2 separate regions of the Homo sapiens genome follow, and region 1 is linked to region 2. A link is an interaction called in ENCODE POLR2A ChIA-PET data of the cell type or tissue named here. Cell type or tissue: Caco-2. All regions are shown on one strand. Links, peaks and the distances in the headings refer to the core of each region. The heading gives the core; the rest is flanking DNA.

Region 1 (5,373 bases), core at 279-5,278, 61 kb before region 2:
CTTTTGGTAGATAAAAGCTGCCTGTGGGAATGCAGCAGCTCTTCCTAGTAACCATGGGAACCTTATTGGCATGGCAACCTGGCAGCCATAAGAAAGGCAGCTGGGGGGGTGGAGGGAAGGGAAGAGGTGGGAAGTAGTCCTTAGGAATAGGGGAGGGGGAAGCAGCCTTCCTTCCTGCAGAGGAGAGAAAAAGGAGGAAAGGAGGGCAGCTGGACCCAAGGAGAATCCGCTGATGAGTTCAAACCTCACTCCTTAATTCAGCTGAGGTGGGCCTTAGAGCAGGGCTGGGAGCCAAATGTGGAACTAAGATCTAAACCTATTGATATTTTTCTGTTCTGAAGTATAACTCAGGAACACCAAGAAAAGAGTAGGGGCTGGAGACACAGAGTAAATGATCCTACAACACGTGTGCAAATTTTGACGTCAAGCTTTGGTTGCAGGCAAAATACCACCCAGAGCTTTTTCGGGCTCTGGAGCCCAAGAACCTTTTATTAAAGATATCTAGGGACAAGGACATTTCCAAGCAGCACCTAAAGCAAGAAAAAAAAAATCTTTGCAATAATGTTGAGAATGTCTGGGAATATAGTAAAAGCAGAAACAAACAAATGAAGGGACCAAGAAACCCTCAGAAAGATAAAAAGTTTATTTTAAACTGAAACCATTTGAGCTACAGCAGATGCAGATAGAAATCATATCTGGACTTCCCTGATCTGACTAAAGCAGAGCCTCCCAAAATACGACTGCCATTAACCCCCCTTCAGGTTTGGGAGAATCCCCAGATTTGGTCTAATTCAGCTTCCAGCCAGAAAGAAGACTGTACATTAGCATCAGAATAAAAAAGCCCAATAGAATCTTCCATACATTCCCAATGAAGCCTTAACCACCATTCCCTTTTGTTAAACTGATGCAGTCACACGTACCCCTGGCTATTTTTGCCAGGGATTACCCTTTACTGAGTACTCCCCCATGCATGTGTAAATAATCCTTGTCTTTTCTTCTGTGGATCTGTCTATCATCAATTAATTTGCAGTCCCCCAAGCCCCAAACACACACTACAACATAGTTGGTGGAAGAAAAGACTTCCTTCCAACACAGACAAAAACCCATTAGGGAAAAATAACTATTGCAGAAGAAGGAGTGAGCAGCAGCGTGGTTAGCAGAGCCCTGCCAGTACTTGTTTTAGACTCAGCTAAAATCCTTCTCAGCATTTTTTTTTTTTTGCACTGGAGTCTCGCTCTGTCACCCAGGCTGGAGTGCAGTGGTGCAGTCTCGGCTCACTGCATCCTCTGCCTCCCAGGTTCAAGTGATTCTCCTGCCTCAGCCTCCGAGTAGCTGGGATTACAGGCGCCCGCTGCCACACCCAGCTAATTTTTGTATTTTTAGTAGAGACAGGGTTTCACCATGGTGGCCAGGCTGGTCTCGAACTCCTGACCTCAGATAATCTGCTCGCCTCGGCCTCCCAAAGTGCTGGGATTACAGGCGTGAGCCACAGCGCCTGGCTCATTCTTGTTTTTTTTGATGAACATAGTGGGAACGTGGCTATCCTGAACTTTGGAGTCAGATGGCTCTCTGGGTTAGAACTCCTGCCTTACCCCTTCTTAGCTGTGTGAGCCTTGAACAAATTATCCCATCCCTGAGAGCCTGTTTTCTCATTTTCCTAAACAAAGGGTAATCATACATACTTTATAAGGTCATTGTGCAAATAAAATGAGATGAAAAGTTTAACAAACAGTATTGTTAGGTAAAGCTCCTTACATAGTAAGCACATAAATGGCTGCTCTTGTTACGCTGCTTGCTTTTTAGAAATGAATCTGTTTGGGTAGTAGTGTAGCATCACCTGAGACCTGACTAAGCTTTTGTTTGCTTATTTGTTTAAGATTCATTGACTTTTTAAAAAATCACACTTTTACTGAGATATAATCACATACCATAAAATTTACCTTTTCATTTATTATTTAGAGACAGGGTCTTGTTCTGCTGTGCAGGCTAGAGTGCAGTGGTGTGATCACAACTCACTGCAGCCTCTACCCCTTAGGGTCAAGTGATCCTCCTGCCTTCTTAGTCTCCCAAGTAGCTGGGGCCACAGGTGTGTGCCACCCTACCCAGCTAATTAAAAAAAAACTTGTTTGTAGAGATGGGGTCTTGCTATGTTGGCCAGTCTGGTCTTGAACTCCAGGATTTAAGCAATCTTCCTGCTTTGGCATTCCAAAGTGCTGGGATTATAAGCATGAGCCACAGCATCCAGCCACACTTTTTTTTTTTTTTTTTTTGAGATGGAGTTTTGCTCTTGTTGCCCAGGCTGGAGTGCAATGGCGCAATCTTGGCTCACTGCAACCTCCGCCTCCCAGGTTCAAGTGATTCTCCTGTCTCATCCTCCCAAATAGCTGGGATTACAGGCATGTGCCACCCCATTTGGCTAATTTTGTATTTTTAGTAGAGACAGAGTTTCTCCGTGTTGGTCAGGCTGGTCTTGAACTCCCGACCTCAGGTGATCCGCCTGCCTCGGCCTCCCAAAGTGCTGAGATTACAGGCGTGAGCCACCACGCCCAACCAGCCACCCTTTTAAACTACACAATTCAGTGGCTTTTAGTATAGTCACAGAGTTGTGCAACAATCACATAACTACTTCCTTTTACTATCTACCACAATTTAATTTTAGTGCATTTTCATCATCCCACCCCCCGCCACACACACACCCTGCCAAACTAAAGAAACCACACATCCGTTAGCAGTCACTCTCCACAGCCCCTGGCAACCACCAATCTACTTTATGTTTCTATTGTGAAAAGAAATTACATTTTGGGACCCCAGAGTCATTTAGCCAAAGGGAAAAGTCAAAAATCAGATATGCATTTGTGTCTGGCAGGCCTGTACCTGTAAAGATAACCTATCAATTTGCATGCCACAGTGATGTTTTAGCAGCTCACCAGGAATTTCCTTGTGGGCAAAATATGGGGAAATTCCCAGTGAGCTGTTAAAACGTCACTATGGCAATGCAAATTGTTAGGTCATCTTTACAGGTGCAGGCCTGCCAGACACAAATGAATATCTGATTTTTCCCCTACTCCATTTTGTCTGTGTTATCTTATGTAAAATGCAGATTCCCCACATTTTTCCTTTGCCCCTTTTGCTTATGTGAAAACTGTGTGCTTCTCAATATCCCACCCTTTCCCCCTTAAATTTGGAGCCTCAAAATCATCTTCAGAGAAAGGCATAGACCTGTCTCCAGGATGCGTCCTTAACTTTGGCAAATAAATCTAAAATGATTGAGACTTGTCTCATCATTTTCTTCAATTGACACTATGTAGACATTTCATGTACATGAAATTACGTACCATGTGCCTTTCTGTGTCTGCTGTCTTTCACTCAACATAATGCTTTCAAGCTTATCTGTGTTGTAGCATTGTATCAGTATTTTGTTCTTTTTATGGCTGAATGACATTTCATTGCATGGATATACCACAATTTGTTTATCCATTTATCCCTTGATGGACATTTGGGTTTGTAGGAGTGAAAGGAACTCTCCTTCCACCCTTTAAAGGCTCGATAATCTCTGGAATAAACTTGACAGTAGACAGATTAACAGGAGAAAAGGCATACAAATTTATTACATGCATATGTATAGGAGTTCCACAAAATATGAGACACAAAGGAGGGCCAGATGGTTGAAGCTTAAATAGCATTGTGAGCTACAGAAAAAATTAGCTTGGCACAGTGGCTCACACCTGTAATCCTAGCACTTTGGGAAGCTGAGGTGGGAGGATGGCTTGAGCCCAGTAGTTCCAGATCAGCCTGGCCAATGTGGCAAAACCCTATCTCTACCAAAAATGCAAAACTTAGCTGGGTGTGGTGGCATGCCCCTGTAGTTCCAGCTACTCAGGTGGCTGAGGTAGGAGGATCACTTGAACCAGGGAGATCAAGGCTGCAGTGAGTACAGTGAGCTGTAATTGCACCCACTGCACCCCAACCTAGACAACAGAGTGAGACCCTGTCTCAAAAAAAAAAAAAAAAAAAAAAAGAATTAGAAGCTTAAAGACTCCTGGAGGGTGGTGGCAACAAGCTGTGGGAGAGTGAGGGGAGGAAGAGCACTGCAAGCAAAGGTTGTCTTATTATGCAGAAGAAGTCTCTCAGGTAGCTCTCAGAAGCATAAGTGAAAAGTCTGTCTGGGCATGATGTCCTAGATGTGGAGACATTTAGTCTCCTCTCTTAGAGATCATATAGATTCCAGGGAGTGAGTTCATGACACTTCATTTCTTCTGGAGGGATTTCTCTTAGTCAGATAAAGGAAATGTCAGAGAAAGTGCTTCCCTATGCTTTGGGAGAAAAAGAGAATCAAGACATAGTAAGCAGGGAAAGGTCAGAGAGACCTTGGTTCTGAGGCCCTTTCCTTTAAAAAATTTTGTTTTGCTTTTTTTTGTTGTTGTTGTTTTTTGTTGTTGTTTGTTTTTTTGAGACAGGATATTGTTCTGTCACCCAGGCTGGAGTGCAGTGGCACCATTACAGCTCCCTGCAGCTTCACCCTCCCAGGCTCAAGTGATTCTCCCACCTCAGCCCCCCAGGTAGCTGGGACCACAGGCATGTGCCACCATGTCCAGCCCATTTTTAAATTTTTTTGTAGAGACAGGATCTCACTATGTAGCCCAGGCTGGTCTTAGGCTCCTGGGCTCAAACAATTCTTCCCACCTTGGCCTCCCAAAATGCTAGGATTACAGGTGTGAGCCATTGTACTCTGCCAGAGGCTGCTTCTTTAGTTCAAAGTACTCAGCATTTCAAAATGCCATATTTTCTGACCCCCAAAAGGTTGTTTCAACTTTTTTGGTTATGATGAATAAAGCTGCTATGTACATTTGTGAACACGTTTTTGTGTGTATGTATTGATCAAGTTTTATTTAATGATTTATCAGGCCTCATGGCCTACGTGATATGATCAGGTAAAGGAATGGGAAATATAAAAGAGCAGCTGATGCTCTTTTGTTCTTGTGTTTCCAGTTGGAGTGGCGAGCCACTCTCACCACCTCTAGTTTCTTTTTCTTAACCTACTTTGCAAGCCACTCTCATGTCCTGTGTCAGCTGGGGTGTGAGTTTTCATCCCAATTGGTGAGCCACGCTCGCTGCCCCAGCCCCTCTGGGTCGGATTAATAGTCACGCCCCTGGACATGATCAGGCTCCTCTTCTGTCCTTATGGGACAGGTCCTGCCTTGGGACTCAATACTTGACCGTGGTTCCTGAAGCACACTGTTTCTGGAATTGTCCTGTAGCCTCTCAAGTTTTGTTGTGCTGCTGGTTAGGGGTGCCGGGTCACAGGAGAGCTGATTTCCTTTCTGGGCTGAAGTTCTCCCGGCGGCGCCTGGGGTCACAGGTTTCCTTTGACCT
Region 2 (5,373 bases), core at 72-5,071:
GAAGGAAGTGAAGAACTCCTTTATCACGGTGCTTATTGAGGTTCAGAACAAGCAGAAGGAGCAGCGAGAACTGATGAAAAAGAGGCGGAAAGAGAAAGGGCTGAGCCTGCAGAGCAGCCGGATAGAGAAGGGAAACCAGATGCCTCTCAAGGTAGGTGAACAACCAGGTGGAAGACTGGGTGCCTCCAACCTCCAACCCTGCCCGTTTCAGTGCCCTACCAACCCTGCAGGGGACTCATCAACGTTTACCGAGCAGTGGTGGTGAGCAGCACACTGTGACAGACAGGGGGTCAGAAAGGGAGAAGATATCACCTATCTCCTCCACTCCCCCAAAGGGCTCACAGTCTAACCCAGGAAGACAGTGTGTACATTAGGAAATAATTGAATTTGGCTTGTGTTCTCTGTAGGCAAGACCTTAAAGAAAGTGGAGTGAGGGTATTTCGTGTTGGGAGTCTTGAGATGGGCCTCAGAATTCTGGGTCCAAATCCCTCCTTGTGTCCCAGGTTCCAGTCCTGACTGGTCTCTTTAGGGCGTGCTAAGGTGTTTCAGTGATTGAAAATGATCAGGTGCCTTATTATTATTGTTATTATTTTTTGAGACAGAGTCTCACTCTTTTGCCCAGGCTGGAGTGCAATGGTACCATCTCGGCTCACTGCAACCTCCGCCTCCTGGGCTCAAGCAATTCTCCTGTCTCAGCCTCCCTAGTAGCTGGGATTACAGGTTCATGCCACCACTCCTGGATTATTTTTGTATTTTTAGTAGAGATGGGGTTTCACCATGTTGGCCAGGCTGGTCTCAAACTCCTGATCTCAGGTGATTTGCCCATCTTGGCCTCCCAAAGTGTTGGGATTACGGGCATGAGCCACCGTGCCTGGCCCCAGATGCCTTATTGTTCTATTGTTCTATTTTTGGGTTTAACCCAAACCCCTGGTTCTCATGGTTCATTTTTTTTTTCTTTTTTTTTTTTTTGGTGAGATGGAGTCTCACTCTGTTGCCCAGGCTGGAGTGCAGTGGTGCGATCTCGGTTCACTGCAATCTCTGCTTCCCGGGTTCAAGCGATTCTCCTGTCTCAACCTCCTGAGTCGCCGGGATTACAGGTTCACACCACCACGCCTGGCTAATTTTTGTATTTTTAGTAGAGACGGAGTTTCACCATGTTGGTCAGGCTGGTCTCAAACTCCTCACCTCGTGATCTCCCCGCCTCGGCCTCCCAAAGTGCTGGGATTACAGGTGTGAGCCACTGCGCCCAGCCACTCATGCTTCTTAATCAGGGGAGCTCAGTAGAATTATCTAAGGAGTTTTTTTCAAAATGCCTTTCCCTAGGCTCTATCACAGACCTATGGAATTAGTTCTCCGCATGTACATTTTGAAAAAAACTTCCCCCATCAGGACAGTTGCTTTAAGACAGCCTCTTCTGATAGCTGAACATTTTGTTTTCCCCTAAGATCTTTGCATCATGGTTCATTTAAGTTTGACTGAACTGCTTTATTTTTCTATTTGCATGATGGAGGATAAAAGGAGGAAAACTGGGGGATGCAGAGGGGTCTTGTAGCCCTGAGGGACTTACTAAGATAAGAGTTCTTGAGACTCTGTTTATTCTTGCAAAGCTCAGGCTTCAATTCTGGCCTGTCTCTGTAAGCCAGTGTCTTACACTTACTGTCTAGTCACAGAACCCTGGGGCGTTATCTGGGACAGCCTGGTAGCTGAGAGGTCCCTGGGTGTGGTGACAGTGTAGCAAGAAGCATTTGCCCTTCTTGAGTCTCTCTCCCCCACAGCGCTTCAGCATGGAAGGCATCTCCAACATTCTGCAGAGTGGCATCCGCCAGACCTTTGGCTCCTCAGGAACTGACAAACAGGTACGCGTAGTCTCCCTGCTCCAAGCTCTCTTCCTAGACTCCTGCAGCTTGGCCTCCCCAGCAACGCAGGGGGACAGTGACTCACCAGAATTATCCCAGCATTTATTTAGGGGGTTAGGGGTCCTAACACTTTTTTCTCCTCTTAAGGAGGAACAGAGAATATCTTTTTAAAAGGCAAACTTTTTTTTTTTTTTTTTTTTTGAGCTCTAGTGTTCTAGGACATGGGCAAGACTTAAAACTCAACACTGCTTGTAGGTCTAAGAATTAAGTTGTTTTAAGGATGAAATGCATTAAGAGGGAGTCCATTTGATGATAGATCCCATCCTAGAGTTTAGTTAACTTTCCACCACACTGGATCACCTGCCAAGCCATTCCCACTAAGACTGCCTCTGCAGCTTCCCAGCTCTGGTTGGAACCCATGCTGTGGCTTTTTGTTGGCTCAGTAATTTCCCTGTGACATAGCTTGCATTTCTGGTTATTAAGACAGCATTCACAACTTTTATCAAGCGCCTGCTATGTGCTAAGCTCTGTTGTTAAGCCCTCAGGTGCAAAGGTGAAAAGTCCTGACCCCTGTCCTCATGGAGTGTATAATCTAATAGACATGGCTGGCACGTGAACAGAAAGTTTGAGATGGTGGAATGAGTGTACATGAAAGTGTATATGTTTTAAACATATTTGTAGCTGAATTCTAAGTGCTAGAATTCTAGAACTCTAGAATTCTAGAGAGTCTAGAGAAGGGGAAGAGATTTTAGCAGCATCGATCCCAGTCCTCTTGTTTTATGGCAGTGAGAACTATGGCCTGGAGATTCAAGGCATTTTTCCAAAGCCACACACACTGTCAGTGGCAAAGCCAAGACTAAAATGTGAGCTTCTGGCCGGGCGCGGTGGCTCACGCCTGTAATCCCAGCACTTTGGGAGGCCGAGGTGGGCAAATCACCCAAAGTCAGGAATTCGAGACCAGCCTGGCCAACATGGTGAAACCTCATCTCTACTAAAAATACAAAACTAGCCAGGTGTGGTGGCAGGCACCTGTAATCCCAGCTACTTGGGAGGCTGAGGCAGGAGAATCGCTTAAACCCGGGAGGTGGAGGTTGCAGTGAGCCGAGATCAAGCCACTGCACTCCAGCTTGGGTGACAGAGCGAGACTCTGTCTCAAAAAAAAAAAAAAAAGTGAGCTTCTTAGCTTTGATCTAGAGCTCTGGCACTCACCACCTCAGGCTTCCTTGAGACTCCTTTGACAGCCCACTAGGCCCTGATGCTGGTTTTGTTGTAGGAGCACCTGACATCCAGCAGAGGGAGCAAATCTGACATCAGAGACCCTGGGCGGGGTTGAGGTTCTCTTGCATATCTTTTTTGACAAAAGACAAACAATTCCTTCTCAAATTGCACTGCAAAGAATAAGAAAATATAATCCCCTTGGATTTATTCTCTGCTTTCAGTCTAAAGGAGAAAAAGCTCCCCAGGATTCCTAAATAACAGAGAAGTTTGTAGTGTAGGAAGAATCTAGAAGTTGGGATGGAGAGAAATGTGGGAAAGTCTTACTTTTAAAGAGACATTCCCTAAAGAGGGGTAAGAAGTTCTGAAACAGTGACGTACCAGTGACCATGAATGTTTCAGAGAAGGTCAGATTTGCAGTGTGTGTCTTAGAGAAAGGCTAAATCTCAACCCAGAGGAAGCATGTCTTCTGTCTCAAGCCCCCTGCATGCTGTTTGTCTTGCAGTATCTGAACACAGTCATTCCTTACGAGAAGAAAGCCTCTCCTCCCTCAGTGGAAGACCTGCAGATGCTGACAAACAGTGAGTTCCTCTTGTTCTCAGCCAGATCAGTGGCTCCTTTTTCTCCCTTCCTGCCTGTACGTTGTACCTCCGTGCCGCAGGCCCGAGACTCCTCAAAGCAGGTTTACATGGGCCAAAATACCCTCCAAATTACTGCGTCACATCCTCCCGCACAGTGTAAAATTAAAATACTCTGCAGTGATAACCAGAGCTGTTTTTTCTTTCTCCTGGTTCCCATAAGGGAAGAGGCCTGCTGGGGGAAAAAAAAATGAGCTGGTGAAAGAGGTTGGGGTGCTGGTGCAGGGGACTTTTTGTTTTCCCCTGCAGTTCCCAAGGCTTGGCATCCTCTGCCTCCCTGTTCTCTCTCTCCCTGCAACTTGAGGTTGCCTGGTCGGCACTTGTGCCCCTTGAAGCAGGGCGCCTGGTCTCTGGGTCTGGCTGTATTTTTAATGAGAAGCAAGGTTTCTTGGGTGGGGTAAGGCTGACTGGAAAAAATAGAGTCCAGCTTTCCTTCCAGGAAGTGACTGCCTCCTCTCCTCCACTTTGCTCTATTGTCAAATATTAATAAACATTCTGAACTATGAGGGAAAACAGTGTGTAACAAAGAGCCTTTTGTAGACAGTAACTGTTTATATACATCAAACAGTACGACCCCCAAAGGGCTGGGGGGCACATGGTGTTAGCCATCAGTGTCAGCTTGGCCCTCTTAGGACGAGAAAAATCCTAGGCTGAGATGTGGTGACAGGCCCAGAGGATCACGAGGGAAATTCCATTTCCTTGGCAACCGTGCCCTGCAGAGAGTGACAGCTAACGAGGCCCCGCCCACTGCAGCCTGTTCTGGAGGGAAGGGGCCAGTGCGGGGCTACTGGATACCCAAGGAGAGGGGAAGTTGAGCTTCTGTTCAGCTGAGGAGGATGGATACCTGCTGGGGCCTGGTGCTGAAGGTGACCAAACGTTTCATTTTTTGTCAATTTGGAGAGTGAAAGCAGGAGGTTCTGGCAAACAGAAATCCTGCCTACATCATGCCTGCATCAATAGACACTGTGTCCTTGAGAATCAGGAATTTTAAAATCAAAGTACAGTGACTTGTCCTTAACTCATTGTAAACTCCTTTATTTGCATAAATATGCACTAAGTTTCTTTTTTTTTAAGGGAGAAAATAGAGATGAACTGACATTTATAGATGTTTGTGTTTTCACACAAGTTACATTTGGAAAGTAATTTGGACAAATTATGAAGGTTGATATATGTAAAGTATTCTATCATAGCTCAAAAAAATAAATAGCTATTAATTTGTTGCAGATACCCATTCAGGAATTCAGTGTGAAATCTTTTCATTTTAATTAAGAAACAGACTTTTTTCTATTTTGAGTGGTTTTGTTTACATTTTTTAAGTTCATTAAAAAAATTATAGCTAGAGTATATCCATCATTTAGACTACTTTGGAAATAAGGAAAAGCAAACAAAGAAAAATAAATAACTCATTGTCTACTCCACTATGGTTACCATTTTGGTGCTTTTCAGACTTAATATTTTGTATCTTTTCTATATAGTTGAGATTATACTGGCTGTAAAATTTTGTGTCATGATTTTAGTCACATTAGTTAACACTTTGTTAATGTTCTTTTTATGGCTATCTCTTCTATCATGTGGATATACTACCTTCCAACATTTTATTGCTTTTAGAAAAAAAACCTGCCATCTTTTCTGAATACCAATTCTCCTGTAGGTTATGAAGCCTC

The links. ChIA-PET counts read pairs that join two places held together with the same protein. Peaks named below come from ENCODE experiments on the same cell type or tissue, not always from the same donor. Only the 100,000 strongest peaks of a DNase experiment are listed, where the experiment ranks them.
Region 1: POLR2A ChIA-PET joins it to region 2 with 13 read pairs; 4 of 35 experiments call an interaction of 5 or more read pairs at or near these places.

The regions. Positions count from the first base shown.
Region 1 is chr11:125,512,023-125,517,395 of GRCh38, reverse strand. No RefSeq gene overlaps it. Among named protein-coding and RNA genes, the nearest start is that of FEZ1, 18 kb to the right of the region's middle. In Caco-2, for the core only: no CTCF peak of the experiment used is centred there; a DNase peak (open chromatin) is centred at 2,943.
Region 2 is chr11:125,450,613-125,455,985 of GRCh38, reverse strand. It overlaps FEZ1 (fasciculation and elongation protein zeta 1), which reads left to right. Exons shown (of 10, transcript NM_005103.5): 6 at 1-151; 7 at 1,776-1,856; 8 at 3,577-3,652. Among named protein-coding and RNA genes, the nearest start is that of FEZ1, 43 kb to the left of the region's middle. RefSeq lists an enhancer at 4,455-4,574. In Caco-2, for the core only: a CTCF peak has its summit at 3,119 (motif pointing right); DNase peaks (open chromatin) are centred at 3,145 and 4,434.